7 separate regions of the Mus musculus genome follow, and regions 1, 2, 4, 5, 6 and 7 are each linked to region 3. A link is a loop called in an ENCODE intact Hi-C map of the cell type or tissue named here. Cell type or tissue: left cerebral cortex. All regions are shown on one strand.

Region 1 (4,000 bases), 540 kb before region 3:
CTTAAAACATTCCTCCATCCTTGTTCCCTGGCCCTATTTATCCTCTCCAACTTTTGGGGAAAGAAAAATAAACAAAATACCATTTCAACTACTTAATATAAAACATATAGAATACATTTAGCAATAACATACAAGTCAGTGTGCTTCCTTAAATAAGGCACGTGTGGGGAGGGGCAGATGCACTGTGGAGACATCTCTTACCCGCTGCTTCTCTTGCCGCTTCATCTGCTCAGCCTTCAGGAACCTAATCTGTAACAGTTTCAGACATTTTCTCAGAACCCGGTTCTTATCCCCTACAGCCAGGCAAAGGGAGAAACACAAGGCAAACAACTACCTGATCCTTTTGCTTCTTTTCTTTCTCAATAAATTCCAACCTTCTTTTTTTTGCTGCTTCCTTAAACAAAAGGAGAATATTTATATCAATATATACATATATATTTTTTTAAAGACAGGGTTTTTCTGTGTAGCCTTGATTGTCCTGAACTTGCTTTGTAGAACAGGCTGGCGTCAGACTGAGGTCTGCTGGACTCTGCATCCAGAGGGCTGAAATTAAAGATGTGCGCCACTACTGCCCAGCTCTATTAATAATCTCTACTTTTTATATTTTCATCAAGAAAATATATCAACACGAGAGTGACACCAAAAGAAATAAGGAGATGTGAAATGAAGAAAGCAAGATATTGTAAATATTTGAAAGAAACAAGGTGGAAAGGGTTAGAGGCTCTGTAACAGTGATTCTCAACCTATGGGTCGTGACCCCTGGGAAGATAAAATGACATTTTCACAGGGGTCACATATCAGATATTACGTTACGGTTCATAACAGTAGCAAAATTACAGTAAGAAAGTAGCAGTGAAAATAATTTTATGGTTGGGCGTCACCACAACATGAGGAACTGTATTAAAGGGTCAAAGCAATTAGGTTGAGAAGCACTGCTCTATAACATTAGTGGGTTTGCTGTTGTCTTAAGAACTATTTTGAAAAGCTTTAAAATAAACACACATGTGTCTTTATACCTCAGACATTTTCTTCCTTTCTTCTCCAGAATTCATTTTCTTCACGGGAATTTGATGGGCCTGGACAAATAAAATAAAATAAAGCTACGAATTAGATAAATTAGGCAAGACACTCATTTGGAAATTACAAATTTGTGGAAGTTTAAAGTAGGAAAAGTTAAAGCCAATACGGTCATAAATGTTTCAAAATTTGTTGTACTACCTTTTGATATGCCTTTCACTAAAGAAACTGGAATATGACCCTCAAAGAAATCATGAAAATGGGCTCCTTATCATCAAACTAGTTTTGTTTTCACAACATATTTTTAAAATATTTAATGATTTATTTAAAAACAATTTAGTGGTGGTGTACACTTTTAATCCCAGCACTCAGGAGGCAGAGGCAGGTGGATTTCTGAGTTCGAGGCCAGCCTGGTCTACAGAGTGAGTTCCAGGACAGCCAGGGCTACACAGAGAAACACTGTCTTGAAAAACCAATATATAATTATATATATATAATTATTTTATTCAATATTTAAATTTTTAACATGTATTCAGTACATTTTTATCATGTATACTCCCAAATTCTCACCTCTAACACTTTTTGTATCACCAAGCCCCAACATGATTTTGAGCCATGTACATTCTTTCTTATCTCTCCCCACCAATTCCTCCTGGGTCCCCATCAACACACATACCTATTTCAATTTCCTCTCTTTTTTGTTTTTATAACTGAGTCTAATAACCCATATATGCCCATGTGTGTGTGGGGGGGGGTCTAGCCAATGAATCACCAGCAACATATTAAGGGCACACACCCAAAGAAAAGTGACTCCCCTCCTCCAGCAGCAATCAAATTCAGGTTGTCAGACTTTGTCGTGAGTCGACTAGCCCAAGAAGAAGGTGTTCAAGATGGCTGCATATTATCGATGGGTTATAAATTATTTGATCTTCTCTATTGTCTTACATAGAGAGTATTTATGGGATAAAATGCCAAGCTGGCCCTCTGAGATCATCTGATTACTTTCAGAATGCTATTTCTACACTGAAGAGATACACAGAAATACCATACTAAGGAAATTGTTCTGGTTTCTGTCACCTACAAAACAAAAACAAATGAAAGTGAGCCCACTGCTAACACATGCTCCTGCAGCTCCCTCTGGTGGCTTAGTGTCAGCAGCCTTAAAGAAATGCCTGCACCTCCAGTGAAAATATGCCAACCTCCCATAAACTACTGCAAATCTCAATATAAAAGATGTTTCATAGTTTTTCAGGGAAGTGGCCTTTTTTAAGAAAACTAATTTAAAAAGGAATCATTCAAGAAAAGTGAGCAATAGGCACTTACTATCTCCCAGTCAGGCAGTGTGCTACTAGCTGACACCACCTCAGCTCTTCAGGAAGAAAGAAAGAGCAAGGGTTCTGGGAGATGAGGAGGCTGTGGAAGCCTGCTTCAGAAAACTAAAATACCGCAAAACTTGCTGCTTCCTCAGTCTATATCTGTGGTATGACGCTTGACAGGTTTCCTATCTATTTGGTTGCTATGTTTTGTTTCTATAATTCTTTAAAATTTTCATAACTTTACTTCGATTCTCTTTTGTTGTAGTAAAATATACAGAATAAAATCCTTTTTACCACTGCAAGTGTATGTTCTGTGTCATCAAGCAAATAGTCTCTGTTGTACAGTGAATTTGTGTTAGGTTACATCTTTTACAAACAAGTTATGGCACATCTCAAGTGTTGGTTACTATTTAGTTTTCAATGGGTTGGCTTAGAAAAATCAGGCTTATTTGCTTAAAAAAATTCAGAAAGTGGTGGACTTGGTGGCACATGCCTTTAGTCCCAACACCTGGGAGACAGAGGCAAGAAGATTTCTATGAGTTCCAGGCAAGGCTGGTCTACAAGGTGAGTTCTAGGACAGCCAAGGCTATTACACAGAAAGACCCGGTCCCAAAAATAACAGAACCAAAAAACAATTTAAAAAGTGATAACCTTGCCTAAAACCCCAAAGCCAGTAGGTAGCCTTTATCATCTGAGCCAGTTTCTCCATCACTCAGGTTATGACAGGTGGAATCTATTATTCTGAATATTAGTACTAGGAATACAAAATTTCCACTGCATGCAGCTTGTGTACATGGAATACTAACTGAAAATGAAGGAAGCATTAATAAAAACACTTTATTTGAGTCCATCAGCTATACAAAAAACCACATGGTTTCAGTCCTGGTCAATAAGGGACCTTTACCATATTATTAATTCAGCCCCCATTTCCTTCTTTTTTACAGACTAGTGTGTGGCCAAGAGGTAAAACAAGTCTATTTCTACAGGTTCACACAAGTGTGTATTTCTTATTGATTTAAAGACACAAGTATGTCTGCCCTCTTTTACCCATGGCCAATATGAGTTTTATCCCCAAGAAATCAGACAAGCTATGCATGTCTATATTACAACTGTTAAACATAGGTTGCATGTGTAAATACTATTTGGAATAAATAGGTCTTGAAAATATCTATGAAATAAATTTACTTTTAATTAATATTTTTTTAAAAATCTATAAAAAATGAAACATGTTTGTAAAGAAATTTTGGTATGGAACATAAAATTTTTTAAAAGCATATTTGTAGCAGTGAAGTCAACTTAACTGATTTCATAGCAATAGACTATAATGCAATTTTGATGACAACAAGTGAAATACATAGAATTTGCTTAAAGAAAGGCATTGTTTGGATACTGAAAATGTGTTTCTCCCTTCTTTTATTTTTCAAAGTTGTCAAAAGCACAGTAAGTCAATTTCAGATTTATCCAAATACTTCATGGAAAAAAATGACATGATTATATTAAAATAACTTCAAATACCAATGTGCTTCACAAGAAACCAAGTTGTTATCACCCAAATTATCTATGTATGCAAAGAATCTATTTCAAAAGTTGTTTTTTATTTATTACTAGATGCTGAAATACTTACTCTAAATCATTATCCACACAAAAGCCAGGCTTTCTGATGTTTA
Region 2 (4,000 bases), 1.0 Mb before region 3:
CCTACTTCGAAGGAAAATTTCCGTGTATTTAAGATTTGAAAGAGGAAAAAGTCATAATAAGTCAAACACCGAATGGAGCCCCTCCCGCCACAGCCCCTGCAGTACATTCACAGGCTCTATCCTTCACTCAGCTGTAAGCCTGCTCGGTGGGAACGCTTCATGATAGATAACAAGTGTGCTCTTCTCTCTGCGTCTGCACATGGATCAAGAGGACCAACTGCTCAGACTGTGGCCGACCTGTGGTGACCTTTAGTTCCTGATACCATATTGTGCTATGCTCTGCTCTCTGACTCACTGGGAGAGCTGCAGTGACAATGACGAGAACAGGGCATGCTCACTCTGCTTGAGTAACGTCGCCCCCTGGAACTGCTCCTCTGCAAACTTCCTGTTTTGAAAGGACCCGGTCAACACCTTCCTGCCCTAGGGCCACAAATCCTGCTTGTCCATTATCAAACCCAGAAAAATGGGAACAAACTATAAGCTCCCCAGGACCTGGAGCCCAGTCATAACTATCTATCTACTCTGATATTTCTGTACCACTTCTAGTGTCTTCCCACGGGGAGAGGGTACATGAGGAGAAACCACTTCCTAACTACTGCTCTTTCGAAACCCCACCCCTTTAACCCATGACGTAATTGCGCTTTTTCCCCTTACATTCTCCAGATGTGACTACATGTGTCCGAGACACCTTGTTGGTAGCAGGAATGAGTACTTACCATGGGGCAGGAGGAACTGTACGGGTTCTCTGGCTGATTTAGACAAGGCTAGTGTTTCAAAGGAACCGTTTCATAATCCAATAGTTTTATGATTGTTTTATGATCCAATAGTCTTTGGGTAGCAGAATACATCATTTCCCACTAGTAGAGTAGGAGGAAGGAGGAATATCAACTCTTCCTCACTTCTCTTCTATCCTAAAGTCAAGGGCAGCCCTATACAAAGCCAGCAGATGGCCACTGCCCCTCCCTTTAACAATGCAAGGGGGACTAGCCATTGAATGCTTTGGCCTGCTCTCTGTTCAACACAACTGCCAAGCTCTTAAGGTTTTCAGGATGTCTCCATTGTGATGCTAATTTGTCTGACTTTCTGGGCAATTTCAAATTGCTCTGGTTATTCACTTTCAAAGATTATAAAATAATAATAGGTCTGTGTCACATGCATCTCCATGGTGATGGCCAGTCCTTGGTGGGAAGCTTTCCAGCTGAGTGTTACTGTTATAAAGGCTGCACCTCCCGTGTTTCCAAAGAGCTCAGAGCTCGGTGCCATCATCACCTGGGAATGTTTATAGTCTTAGGTGAGGTAAGAAGATGACAGAAATATGTTTTAATCCCCGTTTTACTTACCTCCGAATTGTTCTAGAAAAGATGTTTAGAAGTGTATCTCTCAGTGCTCATGGGAACCACGGGAAGGTTTTAAACAAGAGAGTAACATGGAAAAGCCATTGTTTGTGCTACCGGAGGACGAACTGACTCTGGATCCGTAACTCTTGGTGATTTGATGGTTTTACTACTGGAGAAGTTCATGTGTGTCTCCTTTCTGGTGTAGGTCAGTGGGTTACCAACCCCAGATCTCAGCTGGCAACTAGATGGAAAGCCCATACGCCCCGACAGTGCTCACAAGATGCTGGTCCGTGAGAATGGGGTCCACTCCCTCATTATAGAGCCAGTCACGTCCCGGGACGCCGGCATCTACACATGTATTGCCACCAACAGAGCAGGACAGAACTCGTTTAACCTGGAGCTTGTGGTTGCTGGTAGGTGGCCTGTGATTTCTTTCTCACTGCTGAAACAAGTTAGTGGGCAAAGAAATGAATTCTGTGGTCAAGTAATGACTTTATGAGTTCCAAATTTTAAATCTTCAAAAAAAAAAAGGCATTTCAGGTGGCAGCCAGGGAATCCTGGTGCTGAAATACTCGGCACCACTAGGTGGCAGCAGTAGGTAAGGCCTGTGCGAGCCTGTTGACTTAATTAGAGCAATGCTCTCGCAGCTGCTAGCAATGACTCCGAATCTCTGAGGCCTGTCAGGCAGGCATTCTGAGGAGCAGATGGCCGGGCACTATGTGGGCCTATCAGTCTTGAATTAATTGAGGAAATAACGTGAGTGGAATGAAGCGTACAGACCTTTGCTTGAGGGGAGGGCTAACCTCTTACCACCCGACGTGAAAACAGTACTTCATCTTTCTAAAGCTCCCGAGTTCCTCGCAGTGACCCTTTGGCATGCCACTAACAGATCATTCCTCTCGTGTTCCCTTAGCTAAGGAAGCACACAAGGCCCCTGTGTTTATGGAGAAGCTACAGAACACGGGGGTTGCTGATGGATACCCAGTGCGGCTGGAATGCCGTGTCTCGGGAGTGCCGCCACCTCAGATATTTTGGAAGAAAGAAAATGAATCGCTCACTCACAGCACTGAGCGAGTAAGGTAAGACTGCACGGTGGCTTCGTCTACCTCAGAACTTGCACAGTCCCGGTGCTAGCTGAAACGACGCATCAGATACTGCATGCAAATCGGTGAGCGTAAAAGCCATGTACGTTATCATCAGTGATGTGCAAGACGAGAGCCACACTTCGTCCAAATGTAGGCTTAAGCTTTGGAAGAGAGCAATTTTGGGATGTGACAAAGCAGATTCTGACTTAACCTGGCTGCATTTTTGAAATGTGTATATCAGAAAGAAAAGATAGATTCGTTTGCTCCCATGGTGGTGGCCCAGCCTGTGGTTTTGTAAAGGCGGGTCTTCCCTTAAGAATTAGTGCATGGATTTACTCGCCCTCTTGAGGTCTGCTCTGCTCTCCCATTAACTTAATGGGGCTAGCTGCCTCTCTAGAATAAGTATGATCCTATTATCTGCTGCTCGCACAATTCCGTTTCTAATGACCTAATTAAAAATGATGCTTCATGTCCAAAGCCACTTTTTAAAAATGTAGAGCCCTAATGACTTTATCTTTTTCCGCAGCATGCACCAGGATAATCATGGCTACATCTGCCTGCTCATCCAGGGAGCCACAAAGGAAGACGCTGGGTGGTACACTGTGTCCGCCAAGAACGAAGCAGGCATTGTGTCCTGCACTGCCCGGCTGGATGTCTACAGTGAGTGCGCCTCATTTCATCTCGGTGCATTTCACACACTGAATGGTTAAGAATGAGATGGCAGAGTGATATATCTCATTACTCTAAGCTTTACATTTCTAAGTTAATATGCCAGGATTTTATTTGCCAAAAAAAAATTCATATTACTCTTTCTCTTTCTGTTTGTAGTTTCCCGACATTAATAGTGAAACCCTTCCAGGAGAACAAACACCCAAGTATCTCCAGGGTCTTTGATTGATTAGCGAGATGTGCATGTTGGTTTCTTAGGCTGGCTGGTCAGCTGCGCCTTTCTCACTTCAGCATCGTAGGGGTTAACATAAAGGCATCCGCATCTTTCACATTTTCTTATTTGTGTATTCTGCAAGTGACTGTCTCTAACCATTTCCTCCCAAATCATATTTTTTTCCGTGTCTTGGGGTAGTTTTAACATGGCTATACCTTGATTCTGGAATGTGGACTTACATAGCTAAGCGCTTTCCTCATTAAAATATCTTCAGCAGCTCTTGGCAGTAGACTCTTGAATGTGTGTATGTGTGTTTGTATACATGCATCCTAAATTAAAAAAAAAAAAACCCTACCAACTCAATTTCAGGACTACAACAGAATTATATGACCCATTGATATAAAGATAAATAAATAAAAACACTAGAAAATATTTCTTTTAATTCCAAGAAAATTACCTCTGCTTGAGAAAGTAATAGTCTTTTGAAACTTTCTCAGATGTCTGGTTCTCTTCAGTTTATTAATGTTGAGATCTATCTAGACTTCCTAACTATGATTATTATTTTTAAAAAAAAAGGGAAGGAATCTAGGTCAGATATAGGAAACTTATCAATTGCTCTGAGACTTTCCACTCTGCAGATACTAGAAGAACAAAACTTTCTGTGTTGCCTGGCTTCCCAGTCCCACAGGCACAGA
Region 3 (4,000 bases):
GAGAGACAGAAAGGGAGTGGATCCAGAGGGGAGAGGAAGTGTGTGTGTGTGTGTGTGTGTGTGTGTGTGTGTGTGTGCAGAACATCCAAGGACTGTTCTATACATTTCCTTTCTTCCCACTGTGATGCTCTTCCCACTGTTCTTTTCAGTATCATACTCAGCTCAAATGGGACTTCCTTGTAGATGTTTCTCTGGCTCTCCCAGTCACTTAAGGTTGAAAGCTCATCACTGGGGTGTGTGAAGCATTTAGTACTGATTTTGCTTTTAATATTTTAAAGTCTTCTCCCAACTTCCCCAGTCATTGTACACCCCATTAACAAAAGATCTCAGTCACATCATCAATGGCATTTAAAAATGAACCAATAGAATTCTACCGTCTATTGGTCACTTACTTACCCATAGCTTGGAGAGTATTGGAGGGCCCTTTTGATCAAGTCGTCTTCAAACCGGATGGTGCTTCCGTTTTCCACAGTGAAGGCAGCTGACTTAAAGGGGAACATGCTCGGGTTTGGAGATCCAGGAGCCAGGGAGATGAGGGTTTTTGGTGCTTTGCTCAGTATGTCCGCTATGATAAACACAAAAAGAAGAAAAAAAATGTGTCCACCGTCCTGTGGTCTGAACATTAATGTCCCTGACCAAGTCCTATACTCGACTCTAGTACTTGATATGCTATATTAAAGATGGGATTAGATCATTAAAAACTCTGCCGTCAGAAATGGAATTAGTGTTCTTACAGAAGAGACCGAGCTGCAGCGAGAAGCATCATTTATTTGGATTTGTCCTCACTGGGTACCTGATGTTGGGCATGGCAGTCTCCAGAGCCGACAGAACATTCTTGCTGTTTATTAAATTACCACTCCTCTCCTCTAGTCTGACAAAGCAGCATACTGGGCTAAGACTGAATGCTAGTCTGAAATAAATACAAAGTAAATTTTTCTAGACTTTCTCACTGGGGGAGGAATCCAAGAATGCAGATGGCGAAGAAAAATGGAGAGGGCCCCAGCAGCAGAAGGCCTTTTTCCCTGTTGCCCAATACCTGTGTGTGTCCCAACTCCACCTCTGGGTCCCATTCCCCAGTCCTTTAAGAGCCTTTCTCTACAGCTGGCTTGAAAGATGTGCCTCATGCTTGGCCCTTTGGCTCATCTCCAACACCTCAGCAAAAATACTCACTGCCTTGCCTTGCCTTCCAAGCCAAGCTCTTAGTGAACAAAAGTTAAATAACTCCTCCTTCACTAATGCTCACAGGTTGTCTTCACACTTGAATGAATGGGCACAAACCCTAGCGGTGAGCGCCAAAACAGGGCACCATGCAGAGCTTCCGCTAAGAAAACTCCACTCTTGCAGAGCAGGGAGGGCTCTGGCTTTGTTTTTCACCTGTAGTTCTGATGGGAGATGGCTTTCTGGCCAGGCTCGTTGCAGTGAGGAACCGTGAGTAATTCATGTCTCTGCTGGTCGCGTGGAGCAGGATTCAGAAAGCCAGTCACTCGGGATGCACTGTTAGCTGTCCCTGTGTAGTGCCACCCAATCTGCCTGCCTACCGGCTGCGGTAGGTGTCTGAGATCTAAATAGACCCGGGTCAGGAGGCAGAAGGGACAAAGTCCATCCACAGAGGGGCAGTGGCTGACCCGGGTGCCCTCTCCCGCCCCGCCGGCCGGCCTATGGCAGCTGACCACAGGCAGCCCAAGTCACTGGTCAGGGATGGGCTTGGAGAGACGAAAACCGCTAGGCCCTGCTGTGATGCACGATAACAACAGGGATCGGTGCCCGAATTCACATAAACGCAGCGTGGATTCTTGACCTTGCTGCTCAGAGTCTCGCAACTGCTCAGAGCCTCGCAGCACAGCTTTGCTATTGGCCAGCCCCCCAAACCCTCCCCTTCAGATCTTTGAAATGAGCCTCTGGAAGCTGATGGTATCTCAGGATCCTGGTCCTTTAGTACCCTCTGGTGGTAGTTTTATTCCATTGCAGCAGGCATTATAATAGGTGCTTAGCCTTGTTTCTCAGTATCAAGGTGTCTGTCTCTCTGTCTCTCCCTGTCTCTCTCTATCTCTCTGTCCCTTTCTGTCTCTCTTTCCCTTCCCTCTCTCACCCCCACCCCCCAAATCTTCAAGGGGACCCAGATGAATTCAGGTAACTTTACAAAGTAGAAGCCCGGTAGAGTAAGTGGGGATAGTTACTCCCAACCCCAAATTTGAAGACTAAATCTGCAGTCTCCTCGATTCTCAGCCTCTTCTCCCACTGAGTTCCAAAGCTTCCACTGTGTAAGTGCTCGGTTGAAAGTGTGTTGGGTATGGTGAAGATAAAGCGATTATCGAGTATGAAATTACCTGGTTGATGACCATACAAAGAGAAACTGTCTTAAGTTCACAGTTATTTAAAGGAGGGAGCGGTGAATGAATCGCTCAAGGAGTACTTTTGGAAGCTGAGGTGCCTGGGCCATATAGTGAGTGAATTCCAAAATTAATAAAGAACAGCTGAAAACTCAGGGTTCAAGCTTGTCCCTGGGAACAGGACATCTCATGACGTTTGAGGTGTCAGCTTTATTTGACCACTGTAGCTTAAACTAGCTGTGTCAGGCAAGGACTTTGCATCCAAGAGGATGGTCCTCGGGCTGGCAAGAGGGGCTTTGGAGTTATAACCATTCTGACTCTAAAAATAATACGTGCCACAGATAGCCTGACTTCTCAGTGTTGGAGGCCAGCCTCTTCCTGCACTCGTACACTCTGAAGACAGAGCACGAGGCATAGACTCTAAGACCATCAAATCATGAAATAAAGATTCTTTAAAAAAAAAAAAGCTTGCTGCGTTTTCTATGCAGACTTTTCTGTGTTTTAGTTAAGTTTAAATATTGTCTTGATAAAACACCATGACCAAGGCAACTTAGAAAACATTCGATTCAGTGTCCACTGTTCTGCTGGGTTAGATTCTTTGGCCATCATGGCAGGGAGCATGGCAGCAGGCAGTCATGCAGGCATGGCGCTGAAGCTGTAGCTGAGAGATTACAGTTGGATTCTCAGGAAAGAGGCAGGGAGAGATCCCTGGGAAAGATGTGGGTGCTCGAAACTTAGGAGCTTTCTCCAAGCAATATACCTCCTCCAACAAGACCCCACCTCCCCAACTTCCCAAATAGTCTTACCAACTGGGGACAACGTGTTTAAATACGAGAGCCTATGGAGACAAACCCCACTTAAACTGCCACCTCCTGGAATTAGACAGGAAAAATACCTGAGATGCTTCCTGGTTATAAGGTGAATGGTGATTCTGGCCAGGTAGGGAAACAAAGTGACCCATCAGAGAAGGTAAAAGGATGTGGGGGTATTGGTGGTTGTGGTTATAGAAATACACCACAGACCAAAACCACAGTCCAAGGGAAAGGCTGCATACTAGTCGTTCTTCCTTGTTGCTGTAACCAAATCCCGTGGGGAAGCAACTTAAAGGACCAGAGGGCCACTCTGGATTACAGTTCAGGGCATATTGGCCGAGAAACTCGGAGGCAGGAGACTGAAGTGTCTGATCACAAGATTTCTTTTCTTTTTTATTTTATTTTATTTTTTATTAGATATTTTCTTTATTTACATTTCAAATGCTATCCTGAAAGTTCCCTATACCCTCCCCCTGCCCTGCTTCCCTACCCACCTACTCCCACTTCTTGGCCCTGGCATTCCCCTGTACTGGGGCATATAAAGTTTGCAAGATCAAGAGGCCTCTCTTCTCAATGATTGCTGACTAGGCCATCTTCTGATACATATGCAGCTAGAGACACGAGCTCCGGGGTACTGGTTAGTTCATATTGTTGTTCCACCTATAGGGGTGCAGACCCCTTCAGCTCTTTGGGTACTTTCTCTAGCTCCTCCATTGGGGGCCCTGTGTTCCATCCTATTGATGACTGTGAGCATCCACTTCTGTATTTGCCAGGCACTGGCATAGCCTCACTCGAGACAGCTATATCAGGGTCCTTTCAGCAAAATCTTGCTGGCATATTCAATAGTGATCATATGAT
Region 4 (4,000 bases), 110 kb before region 3:
GTGGACATCATGGATCTTTGTACTTCTGTCATATGATCAGGGTTATTAAGCTGGACAATTTTTCTTTGATTATTTGCTCCATGGAAAGGGTAATATGGCTGGCCAGGCAATAGTTTGGTTTTGAAAGCCCAGCCTGCTAGCAACATGGATAAAGCACACATTGCCATGTAGTATCTGAATAGATTTTATAGTGCTATAAAAGACGATGATCTGTCCCTTTCAGAGTACACATTTCACAATTAACATGGTGGGCAGGATTTTACTGCCTGGCACCCCAATCATCTCATGAAAGTGGAGATGCTAATTAAATAAGTAAAGCAAATGAGCACGGAGAAGGTACACCTTGTTGTTGTTTCTTCATTTAATTTCCAGAATCAGCGAAGTCTTCACACTGAAGAAGGAAAGTTCCAAGTTCAAGGACCAAGATTAGGATCATTCTGGAACACCTTTTTGGGTTGGCATTCAGAACTGAAAGTTTAGCTCTGTTGCACAAAGGGTACAGTGCCAGGTGATGCACTCTTTGACCAAGAAGGATAAAATGGACTAAAGAAAAGGGGCCACCTACCCATCTCAAAACTATTAACCCAGAATTGTTCCTGTCAAAAGGAAATGCAGGGACAAAGAGTGGAGCAGAGACCGAAAGAAAGGCCATCCAGAGACTGCCCCACCTGGAGATCCATCCCATATACAGACACCAAACCCAGACACTATTGCTGATGCCAAGAAGTGCTTACTGACAGGAGCCTGATATGGATGCCTCCTGGGAGGCTCTGCCAGAACCTGACCAATACAGATGCAGATGCTTGCAGCCAACCATCAGATTGAGCATGGGGAGCCCAATGGAAGAGTTAGGGGAAGGCCTGAAGGAGCTGAAGGAGTTTGCAACCCCACAGGAAGAACAATATCAACCAACCAGACCCTGACCCTCCCAGAGCTCCCAGAGACTAAACCACCAACCAAAGAGTACACATGGAGGGGGAAGGAGGGGCAAGGAGGGGGAAGTGGGTTTAAGGAGGGGAAACTGGGAAGTGGGATTACATTTGAAAAGTAAATAAATAAAATAACCAATTTAAAAAAAAAAAAGAAAGAAAGAAAGGAAGAAAGAAAAGAAGAGCCAATAGGACAGCCCAAAGTGCAGCGATGCTACCAGTAAGCCCATGATTTATAGCTGTGCTGTTCCTGCAGTAATGCCCTGTGAGCATCCCTGAGGCCAAAAATTCAGATGGAATCCTCCTCAGAGCCCACTGCCTAAGTTTTCACTGATCTTTACCATCAGTCACACTTAATATTAAATTGCCAAAGAAGATTTGCCCAGAATCTTTGACTTTCTACAACTTCCTCATAAAATACTTTTTTTTTTTTTCCTTCAAGCTGCTCTTCTAATTGATGTGTGAACACCTACGTCAGATTTCAGTGCATTTGTGAAGACAGAGGCACTGGGGGCACTTGGCGCATTTACAGTCAGTGCATCTGGGGACAAAGGCAGCATATCCTGTCTAACAGAGCACCAAACATCAGAGTATGATGTAATCCTAACTCGTGCTGCAATCTTGATTCCATGTAAGATCAGATTCCAAGAGTGGGAATTGGGATTTTCTTTTATAGGAATGTGGGGGACACAGTTCACCTTCTGAAAGTGTGGTTTCCTTGAAGAAAAATTAGCTTCCTGTAAGAGACCCAGCAAATATTTTGAGAGTAAATACTCATTTGCTATGACTGCCAAGTAGAATTTGCCATTTTAACTTTGAACAATATGCTGATGGACCTTGAAGTGTTAAGTGTATGTTGGCCTTCCTAAGAAGCACACACACACACATACACACACACACACACACACACACACACACACACGCTTCTCTAGAATAAAAAATAGTCTTAAAAAACATAAAAACACCACTTCAAGACTACGCAATATTCTGCCAGTCTCACATAAGAAGACAGATTATATTAAGTGTGTCAGTTGTAAAAAAAAAATCAATATTTAAACTGATTCTGTTTTCTACCATTCCTTAGAATTGTTTCAACCTTGTATCTTCATCTAGTATGCAGCAGGACACCCTGTTGATGGAATCAAATAATGCTTGTATACAGTGACTTGTATTTTTGAAGTTAATTGAATGGACATGTCTAGTTGGCATTGTTCATAAAATTTCAGGCTTATAGTACGATTTAATCATATTGGATGCATAGTTCTTTCTAAAACTTGAAATTTTCTTAATATCAGATTTCCCAAATTCCCACTGATCTTTTCTGCAAGACTGCCACCTGCTGGCAAAAGGTTTGTTACTTTACATAGAAAACAATTGCACAGTTTACTCAGTGTACAAGGGGATGCATTACAACTTGAAACATGTACCTAGGCTTTGGGGTTTCCTAGGTTGGTGTAAATGACCGAAACATAGATGTCCCCAAAGCCCTCACCCTACAAGGTTTTATGTGTATTCTTTCCAGTTGGCTGTTAATAGCAAGCCATGAATACATGTGTCTGAGTCTTGGGAAGACGGGCCAACTGTGGCTCAGGCTCATTCCTTTTGAATGATTGTGAAATGACTATGACTGTGGGCGAGGGGTCTCTAAGCATTGTTAAAATGTATGCATCTCTGAAGTCCTTTTGTAACTACAATTTTTCTAATGTATTGGGAATGCAGCTTTGTGCTCTGCCAGGACTGCCACCTTACTCCCCTGGCTGGCAGCAGCAGCCCCAGGACTACCCCTCACTAAGGACTTCCTCAGATCTTCATAAAGTGACACAATTTTACACTGTGATGACAGGAACTGCTTACATGTGAGCTTGCAAGTCTGCTTTAAACAATCTCCTATTTCCTTGTCTGTAGCAGGGTTAACGATTCTGTTGTAACAGGGCTAACATTTTCTAGTTGTCTTGAAGTTTAAATTAGATTTCAATATATACATGAAAACTGTTAACTTTGTTATTGGTATCTCAGGGTCAGATATGGCACCACTATCACCAGTAATTAAAAGACTGATCAAGATATGACAATGGCCTCCTCTTTTATCTACAGTGATAAATCCATGTTTACTCCCCTCCCTGACTTGAAAGTCAGGTAGATAGAATTTGAAGTTTCTTGACCCTGTATATCACTAGGATCATGATAGAGATGCCTCCTAGAGTCATCAGTATGTTTAGAGCTCCTTTAGGTTTGTTAGTGTGCTCCCTAGTCTTTGTTCATTAAGCCTAACTATGTATTTGTTAGAAAGAAAGGTGAATGATGAAGACAGTTGCATGAGCAAGAGCAAGAGCAAGAGCAAGAGCAAGAGCAAGAGCAAGAGCAAGAGCAAGAGCAAGAGCAAGAGCAAGAGCAAGAGCAAGAGCAAGAGCGGCCATTAGTTCAAGGACATGAATTTACTCTACTTAGCTTCTGTGAGAGGTGCCAGAATCCATGATCAGGAAAAAGAACCCCCTTAAGAAAGACAATTCTCTTCTACGCTAATTCCCCCAATGAGGTAACATTTTAGGTGCTATATCATATCATGACTGGATTTTTGCAGATTTTTGTTTTGTTTTGTTTTCCACTCTTGCTCGTCTCAGCTTCAAGGGCCTGAGGTTTCCCTTATTTGCCCGTATCCCTAAGAGACTTGAGTAATAGAGCTGCTGGCTGGGTCTCTGGCTACACAGAACAAACAGTGCCCATGTGTGAATTGAATTAGGTGTTCAGGATGAATGTTCATCATTTTAAAAGCAGTGTTGATCAAATCCTAGTTTCCTGGAAAGCATCCCATAAACACTTGTTTCAGTCATTGGCAAAGATTCCCAAGTTGTCAGGGTGACGTTTAACTACAGCATGATCAGTGTTTAGATTTGGAGGCATTAGACAGGGCGCACACAATTTGATACTTGTTGGGACACTTGTGCTGGGAGTGGAAGCTGGCACTCCAGCACTGCAATCTGTGCTGCCTCCTTCTGAGACCTACATCCTTGGAACTCCAGCATCAACCTCAGGTCAGGGCAGGTAGGGCATGAAGTACTTAGGAAGGAATG
Region 5 (4,000 bases), 85 kb before region 3:
AATTTAGGGGGTTCACACTCTATGTTAGAAAACCTGACTTAAGTTTAAATTCAAGTAAAGTACTAGGCCAGTACCTGACTTCAGTTTCCAAGTTACCCCTCAACAAAACCTGAGCCTAGATTCAGTTTCCAGGTTATTTTCCCTTAACAAATCCACCCACCACCTAGCACCAGTTTCCAGGTTATTACTCAACAAATACACACCTTCAAGTTACAAACCCAACCCTTCCTAACAATCACCAATTAGGAGGGAAGCAGAAGTTAAGTTTATGGTTTGGCTCCCAGCACCAGCCAATTATGTTAAAAGCCATAGTAGCCCCTCAATTAGATGCTTTCCAGGCTAGAAACCCTAACCCCTTGCTTGTCATTTCCTATAAAACCTTATACTGATGAGTGTTCAAGGCTTTACTCCACTGGAACCATCCTGTGGGTCAAGCCCAAGCTTGAGCTTATGAATAAAGACCTTTGTGTGATTGCATTGGATCAGCTCCTGATTGGTCCTTTGAGGTTCTTGAACACTTACTTGGTACTACATTTTGATTTGAAAATATTTCCCATTGTCTAGCGCTGGGCTTGCTCTTTAGTCCAGAAGAGCCTTGTGGGATGCTACGTTCTCCAGTCGAGTCACCTGGACAAGCCGAAAGGCTTAAAAGTCACTCATGAGGCAAAAGAGTTTCAAGCAAGCTCTCCTCCTGGAGTCTAGCGTTCTCTACCCATACATTAATTTTTCATTCCCGCGTTCCATTTCTGCGTTAGTCTAGTGTATAGATCCACATGCTCTCTTTCAGTATTTTCCTATTATAAGTGCCTTTTAAAATTGAATTCCGACATGGCTAAAGCCTTCCGCCAGTATTCCAACAGTCCTAGAACGTCCTTGAGCAAGAAAATGGGCTTGGAATTCAATAAGAGCGTTGCCTATTCAGTGACATTCAGAATAGCCTCTGGTACTACACTATCACTTAGAATAAAAGCCAAGTCACGCCCTTTCCGGTCCGAGCAGCACCAGGGTAGCTAGGGCGCAGAGTCGGCTGACTCCCGCCAGCTACCCACAACACCTGCCACGGGATCTTAAGACTTCTGGTAAGTGGAACACAGCATCTGCTCCAATCCAATCGTGCGGGACCTGAGACTGCATTAGTTAGGGAAGCAGAAAACCCGGCCTGAGTAGGGGCACAAGCCCCTTCCGGTCCGAGCAGCACCGGGGTAGCTAGGGCACAGAGTCGGCTGACACCTGCCAGCTACCCACAACACCCGCCACGGGATCTTAAGACTTCTGAGGATAGGAATCTGCCCGGCGTGGGAGCACTTTGCCTAAGCATTGGCAGCAGACATCTCAGTTCCGGGACCCTGCCGAGTGTATCCTGCACAGGCAGCTGGCTATTTTCCCGGCCAGAGGATAGGGATCTGCCCGGTGCAGAAGTGCTTTGCCTGAGCATCAGCAGCAGACATCTTGGTTCCGAAATCAAGACCACTCACCATCATCAGAACGCAGCACTCCCACCCCACCTAGTCCTGGGCACCCCAACACAACCAAAAAGCTAGACCCGGATTTAAAAGCATATCTCATGATGATGGTATAGGACATCAAGAAGGACTTTAATAACTCACTTAAAGAAATAAATGAGAACACTGCTAAACAGTTACAAGTCCTTAAAAAACAAAAACAAAAACAGTAAAACACAACCAAACAGGTAGAAGTCCTTAAAGAAAAACAGGAAAACACATCCAAAAAGGTGATAGAAATGAACAAAACCATACTAGACCTAAAAAGGGAAGTAGACACAATAAAGAAAAGCCAAAGTGAGGCAACACTGGAGATAGAAACCCTAGGAAAGAATTCTGGAACCATAGATGCGAGCATCAGCAACAGAACACAAGAGATAGTAGAGAGAATCTCAGGTGGAGAAGATTCCATAGAGAACATCAGCACAACAATCAAAGAAAATACAAAATGCAGAAGGATCCTAACTCAAAACATCCAGGAAATACAGGACACAATGAGAAGACCAAACCTACGGATAATAGGAGTTGATGAGAATGAAGATTTTCAACTTAAAGGGCCAGCAAATATATTCAACAAAATTATAGAAGAAAACTTCCCAAACCTAAAGAATGACATGCCCATGAACATACAGGAAGCCTACAGAACTCCAAATAGACTGGACCAGAAAAGAAATTCCTCCCTACACATAATAATCAGAACAACAAATGCACTAAATAAAGAAAGAATATTAAAAGCAGTAAGGGAGAAAGGTCAAGTAACATATAAAGGCAGGCCTATCAGAATTACACCAGACTTTTCACCAGAGACAATGAAAGCCAGAAGAGCCTGGGCAGATGTTATACAGACACTAAGAGAACACAAATGCCAGCCCAGGCTACTATGCCCGGCCAAACTCTCAATTACCATAGATGGAGAAACCAAAGTATTCCACGACAAAACCAAATTCACACATTATATTTCCACGAATCCAGCCCTTCAAAGGATAATAACAGAAAAAAAAAATACAAGGACGGAAACCACGCCCTAGAAAAAGCAAGAAAGTAATCTGTCAACAAACCAAAAAGAAGACTGCCACAAGAACAGAATGCCAACTCTAACGACAAAAATAATAGGAAGCAACATTTACTTTTCCTTAATATCTCTTAATATCAATGGACTCAATTCCCCAATAAAATAGATTAACAGACTGGCTACACAAACAGGACCCAACATTCTGCTGCTTACAGGAAACCCATCTCAGGGAAAAAGACAGACACTACCTCAGAGTGAAAGGCTGGAAAACAATTTTCCAAGCAAATGGTCTGAAGAAACAAGCTGGAGTAATTCTAATTACTCCATTCTAATATCAAATAAAATCGACTTCCAACCCAAAGTTATAAAAAAGACAAGGAGGGACACTTCATACTCATCAAAGGTAAAATCCTCTAAGGGGAACTCTCAATTCTGAATATCTATGCTCCAAATGCAAGGGCAGCCACATTCATTAAAGACACCTTAGTAAAGCTCAAAGCACACATTGCACCTCACACAATAATAGTGGGAGACTTCAACACACCACTTTCATCAATGTACAGATCGTGGAAATAGAAACTAAACAGGGACATAGTGAACATAACAGAAGTTATGAAACAAATGGACTTAACAGATATCTACAGAACATTTTATCCTAAAACAAAAGGATTTACCTTCTTCTCAGCACCTCACGGGACCTTCTCCAAAATTGACCATATAATTGGTCACAAAACAGGCCTCAACAGATACAAAAATATTGAAATTGTCCCATGCATCCTATCAGACCATCATGGACTAAGGCTGATCTTCAATAACAACATAAATAATGGAAAGGCAACATTCATGTGGAAACTGAACAACACTCTTCTCAATGATACCTTGGTCAAGGAAGGAATAAAGAAAGAAATTAAAGACTTTTTAGAGTTTAATGAAAATGAAGCCACAACATACCCAAACCTATGGGACACAATGAAAGCATTTCTAAGAGGGAAACTCATAGCTCTGAGTGCCTCCAAAAAGAAACTGGAAAGAGAACACACTAGCAGCTTGACAACACATGTAAAAGCTCTAGAAAAAAAGGAAGCAAATTCACCCAAGAGGAGTAGACGGCAGGAAATAATCAAACTCCGGGGTGAAATCAACCAAGTGGAAACAAGAAGAACTATTCAAAGAATTAACCAAAGGAGGAGTTGGTTCTTTGAGAAAATCAACAAGATAGATAAACCCTTAGCTAGACTCACTAGAGGGCACAGGGACAACATCCTAATTAACAAAATCAGAAATGAAAAGGGAGACATAACAACAGATCCTGAAGAAATCCAAAACACCATCAGATCCTTCTACAAAAGGCTATACTCAACAAAACTGGAAAACAATGGTGCTGGCACAACTGGTTGTTATCATGTAGAAGAATGCGAATTGATCCATTCCTATCTCCTTGTACTAACGTCAAATCTAAGTGGATGAAGGAACTTCACATAAAACC
Region 6 (4,000 bases), 480 kb before region 3:
ATTTTAGCTCCCCAAAGACAGCCTTGTCTGTTTAATCCCTAGAATCAATAAGTTAGGTTATGGGAAGACTCTGCCTTTCACTGACGGCTTTGAAGATGAGGGAGTAAATGAGCCAAGAAATTCAAATGTTTTCTAATAACTTCAACAGCACCAAGGCTGATTCCTCCCTCAGGCCTCTAGAAGAAAACAACTTAGCCAACTTTGATTTTAACCAGTGAGACTTGTGTCAGAATTCTATCCTATAGAACTCTCATATAATAAATACCTGTGCATAGCAACAGGAGAGTCACACAAACTCTCATTAAAGTTCTAAGAATTTTGATAGTCAGGCTGCTGGTTTTTGTTTGTTGTTCTTTTATTTTTTTTATAAGTCTATAAAAATTCCTTGCTGAGAATTATCTCTGCCGTAAGAATATCACTCTTAAAAGGGTTGATAAGATCCCTGTCAATGAGGACAAGGGACGAGATGATGTTGCAAGTGTTCCTGTCACAGCACTTATACTACACAGTGCCAGGGATGTCCCGACTCTTTCTTTCAACTCAGGTCTGTTAAAGAAGAGATTTTGTGTCAGCTGATTTTTTTCTGACAAGAATCTTGGAGGAATCACAAAGAAGTTGATTTCTTGGCTGTAATCTATTTTTTGATGACGCTATCACACAGAACATTATTGAATGTGGTGCTTCTGAGCCTCACACATTTAAGGAGTGTTAGAACCTAGTAGGGAAACCCCCACCCAATTCCCGATTCGGCATGCACCCAAAAAATCACGAAGGACCATCCTGATGTAATTACATGAGGACGTTTAATTACGGAGCTCCAGACCGACATGCATCCCACATAGGAGATAACAGATGTCGGCCACGAGGCTCGAAAGCTAGGGGTTTTTATGGGATAAGGGGCTTATCTTTGTTCACATAGTAACCAGTTGATGTATGACTTTACCCGGTGTCATGGGGCAGTAGACAGAGGGGAGGTTCCGGCCAGATGGTGTCGACTCAGACAAGATAGCCTTGCCTGCGCCGTCCTTGCATTTTTTCATTTTTACAGTCAAGCTGTTCTTAGGAATGTCTTAACAACAGCCCTGTCTGTTCTGCTTTGTTCTCGGCCCCAGGCCACGGGCTCATAGACAACTCTTTTACATGAATCACAAGTTACAAAATCTCATTTTCCTTCAGGAGTACTTACAGAAAGGCTTACATCTAACCTGGAAACAGTTAAAATTATTTCTCTGAAGAGAGTAAAGATTGAGAACTACTAGTGTGGTTGGATGTATGCCAGAAATTAAGTATTTTACTTCTGTCAAGCTTGAAGTAGAACACAGCACTTCTGGTATGCCACAAACTGTGCCCACCACATGTTTTAAAATAAATTATTCTCACAAATCAGTGTATAAGTGTTACCAAAAAACCAACCAACCAAACAAACAAACGAAAACAAATGTATAAGTAGACAGTTTTCTTGTCTACTTAAAGGAGTAATCTTTCACAAAAGAACTAAAACAGTTCAGAAGGAATCTGTCATCTTTATAGAAAATAGATCGATTGGCTATGACTACTGCTTTTAATAAAAAATCTAGACGCTCCCCCTGCAAAAGAATCAGGCTACATGTCAGCAGTGAGAGCTCAAGTCACACTTAATATATGTAAGACAGTAAATATACTAGGACATTAGTATTCATTAGGCGATATATAAATATACATGAGACACTCAACCAAGACATGTCTTAATTCTGCCACCCAGTGGCGACTGCCATCCTGGTCCCACAGGTCTTGTCCAGTTACAAACACTGCACCTACCTGTTCACCAGGCTCTTGGGCAAGCTCTGGCCGAGGCCAGGAATTTATTTATGCACCTCCCTGCTGAGTCACAATACAGCTCCTTGAGCAAGGGGAACAGGCTTCCTATATATTGTGACACACGACAGGAACCCAGTATGTAAGACCACGTGGAACCCTCAGCTCTTTGGAAATGCATGGTGTCTAAATTTGGACTCATCAGGATTTTCTTTGGTATTTTTTTGTTAAAGCGCATAACCTGCGACGGCGCATAAGGCTGGATGATACCGTAGTACACTCTGTACACCATTACAGGCCCTGTAGCATTAGACGCGGCTCTGGAACCCCGGGGGTCATACGCTCGCTTCCGCCTGCTTCGGCTTCTCACCGCTGAGCGGAAGCCAGGCATTGCCACGATGCCGGGGACCGCACACTTCCGAAGCGCTTTCTCCGCCGGGGAGAACGTGAGCGACGTGAGAGCAGGTGGCACCTCGGCCGCCCAGCGTGGCCTTCGAGGCTCCCCTAGGAGGTCTTCTCCCGGCCACGCCCTGGTCACGCCCATCGCTCCATTCCGACCAATAGGCGCAGAGGTGCCTCCCAGTGCGGCCGTGGAAGTGCTTGGACGGTGGGACGCCGAGCGGCCGTTCACGTCAACGCGCTGACGTCACGCGCGTGCGACGCACCTGTCGGGCTCCGACTCCTGCAGCTTCTCTTCCAGTTCAGCGGGTCAGGGCTGGTCGCGGAATCGCTCGGCTGTCACCTCGCCAGCTCGTTGCCGGTGCGCTCGGGGCGGGCCGTCCGTCCGTCTGTCCGGAGGATGAGGCTGGAGTGGGCGGAGGCGTGAGAACCGCGTTACTTTCCTCCCGAGGTGGAGCGCGACTGCTCCTGTAGTCCTTGGAGAGCGCAGTGAGCCTCCAGTCGGGGCAGAGGCGGGTTGGTTTGAGGGCCCGCTGGAGCCGGAGGATTGAACTTCACCCTGAAACCAGCCTCCGCCGGTCCCACCTGGCCGCCTTTACGTAACCTCTCCTGAAAGGCCGGTAGCAGTAAAGTCCGCCGGGGTGGCCACCCGGCAGCGGTGTCCCGGTGAAGCTCCCGGGGCGGCTGGCGCGCGATCGCAAGCAGATGCGGGGTCCACAGGCAGCGCAGCCACCAGCCGCCCAGCTTGCTATGCCTCTGAGCTGCAAGGTGAGTCGCCAGCTGTCAGCTTCACGCCTTGACGGTGGACCGCGAGGCCGGGCTCTGGCCGAGGTGCCCACCTACCTGCTGTCCAGCCCATTAAAATCTCTCCTGTTCCCTCCCGGAACCTTCGAAGGACCTATACGTAGAATTAAAAACTAGGAACCAGCACAGAATTAGTCTTGAATTTACAGTTTGCTCAAGTTTAAAAACGTTTAGGTTTTTTTATTTTATCTTATTTGGTCTTTAGACTTATGCATATCAAATCATTTTTTGTGTGGATATTTGCGTTTTGGTAGTAAACTTGTTGAAACAGAAGTTACTTTAGAGAACTTTTCGTCCTGTGTGCTTTATTTAAAGTATGGCGTTTTAAAATTAGACCACAAGGAAGTTAATTGCATATTCATCGGGTGTGTTCTAATTCTAGGCCGAGATTTCGATTTCCTTTGAAAAGGATGACTCTTTAAGACAATTGGACCAAACCTTTTAATACCTCTCCGCGTGTGCGAGTATAAAATTTAAAAAGTTCAGTTCTGCAAACTTTTTTTGAGCCGTGTATTCAGTTCCTGCACGATCACTGTGGCTTATATATAACTGATACTTTGTAGATGTACTTTTTACCCATGAAAAATTTAGATTATTTTCCTTGGGTCAGTTTTACATACCTCTGTAAATTACAAAAAAAAAAAATGGTTTTTCAGTTCGGGAGTATATACAAGAAGTCCAATGCTTATGTGGATGTTGTTGAGCAGTTTTGAGAGGTGCTGTTTCTGCTGATGTGTTGTTTGTTGTTTTTTAAATATGGCTTTAAATTTAAGTGTATGACGTATGGGTATTTTCTCACATTGAATGTTTATATGGTGTTGACAGAATTTATCACAGATACTGTTCAACCCCTGCCCCTTCCTCTCCCTTTGCTACTTACTTCAAAGCCTCTCTTTGAGTGGCAGCTCAAATTATTTTAAGAGGTCAGTATAAATAACTAAGGTCATTGCTTGGAAATAGTGCCGTCTATGTACCTTATGAAAACTTTAAAGAATTATTCTGA
Region 7 (4,000 bases), 360 kb before region 3:
CTTTCTGCTTTGAGGCCAGAAAAAAAACATCTATTTTTATTTCATGCTAGTGATTGAGATATGGGCATGAAACAAGCAGGGCATTCAAAGTAACATTTCTCATGGTTTGTGTAGCTCCTAAGATATCCCAATGTATATTCACACTCCTTCCTTTTTACCTAAAAATGTGTGACTTCTGTTTTTTACTTCCCTTAATCTGTTGAATATATTGTTGGAAATGTGTGCTCTATTTATGTTCAGCTCAGAGCCTGGAATAGACACAATGCTGAGGATAGAATTCTGCACTGGATATCTGCCTTTTGCTCCTCCAATAATGGGCTTTCAGTTTTTCCAGAAGATTCTTCTTGGCCTAACTTTGGAAAGCTACTGCTATAAAATAAGCCCCCTTACCGGGTCCCAGGAGCTACAGAGAAGGGAGGTCAGCATAAAGGAAGTGACAGGGATGCATACTTTTGGAGTTGGCTTTTTTTTTTTTTCTTTTTCTGGTTTCTACAAATCCAGCATCATCTGTGAGATGCATGTAATTGGAGAGTGCTCCTGTGTTTTGTTCAGGCATTTTACAACCTCCTTTCCTTCACCACTTTAAAAAATGTCACCATCAAATCTCACCAGCATCATCTTCAAATAGATCTAGAGTTCTGCTACCTCTGGCCATCTCCTTATTCACTCCCCACCCACCCAGGTTCTAGCCAACAGTGGTTCTTGCTAGAATACGACTGTAGCCTTTTGATGTGTATCCACACTGCTGTGCCTGCTTCCGTTCAGTCCTCTCTTCACATGCAATGTGAATTTTTTTATATATAAACAAAAGAATACTCTATCATGTTAGCATTCATTTCATGAGTTCCCACTGCCTTTAAGACAACACTCAAAGCCCACCTGTGCTCCTCAGAGATCAGCATGACTTGGCTTCTCTGTCTCTCTGTCTCACTCTGTCTTTCTCTGTCTCCTCTCTCTGTCTCTCTCAGTCTCTCTGTCTCTCTCTTTCTCTCTCTCTCCTTCTCTCTGTGTGTATGTGTATAGGCACTCATGTGACCCACGTTGGTTCTCTCTATCCATGGACCTTGGGTTCTACCATAAAGCTCAGCTTGTTTCACAGTACTTTTGCCCCCTGTGTCCCCTGGCCCATGCTGACCTGGCTTACATCTGCAGTCTGCCACCCTTCCTACTGCACAGAGTCCCAACTCTTGTATATTTTGTTTTTCTTACTTGAAGTATTTCCCCACCCTGCCTTAATCTGGTAAATTCTTTCTCAGGTCCCGTCCATAATGTAGCCCTCTACACAAAATCTGCCTGTCCTGTTCATTTACCGTGACCACCACAGCCAGTGCCATCATGACTGACTGTTCAGCATTCAGCTCAGGATGGTTTTCCTATCGTTGATTTCACAGAGAAGTAGCTGTTCTTATTGCTGGTGTATGCTCTGTGTCCGGCTCAGGGTCTGGCACCTGATCACTGCTCCAAAGATATTTCTGGAACCAAGTAAAAAAAGCAGAGTTTCAAGGAGTGTGGTACAATTTACCAGGAAATGTGGGTTAAATCTAGACGAAAGAGGATTTTCATTCAGGTTGCTTTCTTAGGTTTTTTTTTTTTTTTCCTTTTACATAGGCTCTCTCTGTACATCCCTGGGATGTCCTGGAACTTGCACTGTAGACCAGGCTGGCCTCGAACCCACAGAGATCTGTCAGCCTCTTCCTCCTTTGTGCTGGGATCGAAGGTGTGCAGCACCTCACCTGGCCCCGTTCTGTATTTTTTTGGATCTGAAGCTTTTCAGCTGAAGATAGGTAGATTGGATGTGGAGATTTCTCATAATGGAGTTGAAGTAATGAAATGTAGGTGACCATTCACTCAATAAGTTGCTCTGAGCAAGGCTCCTTCTGGCCTTGTAGACAAACATGGTCCCCAAAGTAGAAGCAGCACAGCCTTCTGGGACAGAGTGATCCTGTGAAACCTCAAAGCTGGATACATCTGTACACTCAAGGAACAGCATCCACTTAAGTGCCCTCTGGTCTTCCTTCCCCATTATGCCAGCAAATATAAAATATATAATGCAAAAACTGAACATGTAGTCAATTACAAAATGACAGATGAACTTGACTAGACTCCAGGTTGCCAGTGACCTTGTCGACCACAAGAGGGCGCTGTTTAAACTCTTGTTCAACTTGGGGGAACAATTGAAGGAAGAAAATTGGCAATCTTAGGGTTGGCCAGATGGACACCTATTTATATGATAGTGACTCTGGAATTCCATTTATTTTTATGCTGTGAAAATTTCATTTTTTCTCATCTGCAACAAAATTTGCATTTTAAATGGCACTATTAAAAGTAGAGAATTGTTTTTTGTCTTAAAATCTAATTTTAAGTCTAGTTTTGTGTGGAAAAAAATATAAGCAATTCATATAGGTGAAAAATAGATGATAATTCTTCCAAAATTAACCTATTTCTATTTACTTATTTTCTAATTATACAGACTCATGAAGAAATAGCTTAAAAATACTTCTAGCAGTTATGTGATTTTAAATATTTAAATATATGCAATTTTTAGATTTAAAAAAGAGATTTATTAATTATGGCTAGAGGACTGTTTTTTTAAGAACATCAAGATGTAATTATATACAAATTTATATACCATGAGTCAACTGTACAGTGGCTGTATCTGCCAGCCTTCCTGGTACGTAAGATGTAGTTAAATTGTCTGAAGGGATGTGACTCAAGGCTAGAAATATGTTTTTCTACGTAAGGGCTACAGAGAGAACACACTGTAGATTCAGTGAGCAGCAGTAGCCACTAGAGTAATAGCTGTTTATGTAGGCTAGACCCTGTGCTTAAAGCACTTTACGTGGACGAAGTCATTAATTCCTCACAATGTTGGGAGACAGATGGTACTGTTTTCATTTCAAAGATGAGCAAGCGGAAAGGTTAAGTGACTTGTACAAGATTAAAAGCTATTAAGAGACGGGGCCAGGATTTGAACATCTCTCCTCTGAGGCGCTTAGACAGAATTCTCAGTTGGCAGATCCGGCTGAATCAAATTATCCAGCGACAGGGATAGAATCCTTCTCGTCCGGTAAGGTGCCAAATCTGTACAGCTATCCTTATTTTGAACATCAGGATTTGGCTAAGATAAGATTCTCTGCCTCGGGCTGGAGAGATGGCTCAGTGGTTAAGAGTACTGACTGCTCGTCCAGAGGTCCCGAGTTCAATTCCCAGCAACCACATGGTGGATGGGATCTGATGCCTTCTTCTGGTGTGTCTGAAGACAGGTACAGTGTACTCATATACATAAAATAAATAAATAAGTCTTTAGGAAAAATAAGAAAAAAAAAAAAAAAAAAAAGGTTCCCTTCCTCTCAGGCCCGTGATCTGGAGCTCCAGACACTATTGGGGTAGTGCTGTCAAGGAGGACGACTGCAGATACACAAATGAGAGACAGGCAGGGACATGGAAGGCTTCGGGCTTCTGTGAGAGCCCTGACACCCCCAACCCGGCTCCCAACACACAAATAGCCAGAAATGGAAGCCATCAAAGAGAACTCTTACAGCCGGTGATAAGGATGCTGAAGTGCGCCTCTCCACAGATGATGGCCTCAGACCCAGGGTGCAGGTGGAGAGCACTCAGTTTTCTCTAGCGGCAGGCGACTGGGAGCTGAACCACGCTCTAGTAGGTATGTGGACAAACCAAATTGGACTTGTTTCTTTTCTTGTTATTGCCACCTTGGTGGGAGGAAGTCGCAAGGGCAAAGGGGCTGATGGACATGAAGGACTGGGAAGCGAGTGTAAGCGGGGACTAGGAGGTGAAGTTCCCAGAGAATCAATAAAAATACTATTTTGGAAAAAAAAATTCTCTCTGTCTCATAAAGTGCTTCATGGAATGGGTGCCCGTGTTTAGGGTGACTGTCGGTAAATAGGAGGTGTGGGAAAGAGGACGGTTTCTGCTGACTCACTTGTGTGATGTCAAGCTTTATAGGAATACAGACAGACTTATATCTGAATCATAAAAA

What was found. Hi-C counts contacts between places; a loop is a spot of excess contacts. Peaks named below come from ENCODE experiments on the same cell type or tissue, not always from the same donor. Only the 100,000 strongest peaks of a DNase experiment are listed, where the experiment ranks them.
Region 1: it touches region 3 in a loop (4-fold over the local background); 4 of 42 quality-filtered maps call a loop at or near these places.
Region 2: a loop joins it to region 3, with 11 times the contacts of the local background. A loop is called at or near these places in 8 of 42 quality-filtered maps.
Region 4: a loop joins it to region 3, with 2.4 times the contacts of the local background. A loop is called at or near these places in 2 of 42 quality-filtered maps.
Region 5: a loop joins it to region 3, with 5 times the contacts of the local background. A loop is called at or near these places in 21 of 42 quality-filtered maps.
Region 6: it touches region 3 in a loop (4-fold over the local background); 5 of 42 quality-filtered maps call a loop at or near these places.
Region 7: it touches region 3 in a loop (5-fold over the local background); 24 of 42 quality-filtered maps call a loop at or near these places.

What each region holds. Positions count from the first base shown.
Region 1 is chr8:61,040,309-61,044,308 of GRCm38, reverse strand. It overlaps Nek1 (NIMA (never in mitosis gene a)-related expressed kinase 1), which reads right to left. Exons shown (of 33, transcript NM_175089.4): 12 at 1,017-1,076; 13 at 335-394; 14 at 202-249; 15 at 1-50. Among named protein-coding and RNA genes, the nearest start is that of Nek1, 49 kb to the right of the region's middle. In left cerebral cortex, a CTCF peak has its summit at 2,156 (motif pointing left); a DNase peak (open chromatin) is centred at 2,153.
Region 2 is chr8:61,514,285-61,518,284 of GRCm38, reverse strand. It overlaps Palld (palladin, cytoskeletal associated protein), which reads left to right. Exons shown (of 22, transcript NM_001293772.2): 19 at 1,543-1,750; 20 at 2,251-2,416; 21 at 2,949-3,082. Among named protein-coding and RNA genes, the nearest start is that of Cbr4, 29 kb to the right of the region's middle. In left cerebral cortex, a CTCF peak has its summit at 1,926 (motif pointing right); DNase peaks (open chromatin) are centred at 1,941 and 2,408; H3K4me3 peaks cover 496 bases.
Region 3 is chr8:60,503,654-60,507,653 of GRCm38, reverse strand. Aadat (aminoadipate aminotransferase) reads right to left here and starts at 1,530. Exons shown (of 13, transcript NM_011834.2): 1 at 1,375-1,530; 2 at 397-565. The coding sequence starts at 1,441. In left cerebral cortex, CTCF peaks have their summits at 1,281 and 1,943 (motif pointing left); DNase peaks (open chromatin) are centred at 1,518 and 1,889; H3K4me3 peaks cover 798 bases; H3K27ac peaks cover 401 bases.
Region 4 is chr8:60,615,407-60,619,406 of GRCm38, reverse strand. Gm34730 (a long non-coding RNA gene) reads left to right here. Exons shown (of 3, transcript XR_379010.3): 3 at 373-2,993. Among named protein-coding and RNA genes, the nearest start is that of Gm34730, 14 kb to the left of the region's middle. In left cerebral cortex, CTCF peaks have their summits at 2,080 and 2,279 (motif pointing left); a DNase peak (open chromatin) is centred at 2,268.
Region 5 is chr8:60,588,907-60,592,906 of GRCm38, reverse strand. No RefSeq gene overlaps it. Among named protein-coding and RNA genes, the nearest start is that of Gm34730, 41 kb to the left of the region's middle. In left cerebral cortex, no CTCF peak of the experiment used is centred here; no DNase peak of the experiment used is centred here.
Region 6 is chr8:60,981,737-60,985,736 of GRCm38, reverse strand. Clcn3 (chloride channel, voltage-sensitive 3) reads left to right here and starts at 2,426. Exons shown (of 13, transcript NM_173873.1): 1 at 2,426-2,961. In left cerebral cortex, CTCF peaks have their summits at 1,736 (motif pointing left) and 2,407; DNase peaks (open chromatin) are centred at 995, 1,812 and 2,390; H3K4me3 peaks cover 2,199 bases; H3K27ac peaks cover 1,284 bases.
Region 7 is chr8:60,863,852-60,867,851 of GRCm38, reverse strand. No RefSeq gene overlaps it. Among named protein-coding and RNA genes, the nearest start is that of Hpf1, 25 kb to the left of the region's middle. In left cerebral cortex, a CTCF peak has its summit at 2,124 (motif pointing right); DNase peaks (open chromatin) are centred at 680, 2,166, 2,728 and 2,970; H3K27ac peaks cover 1,124 bases.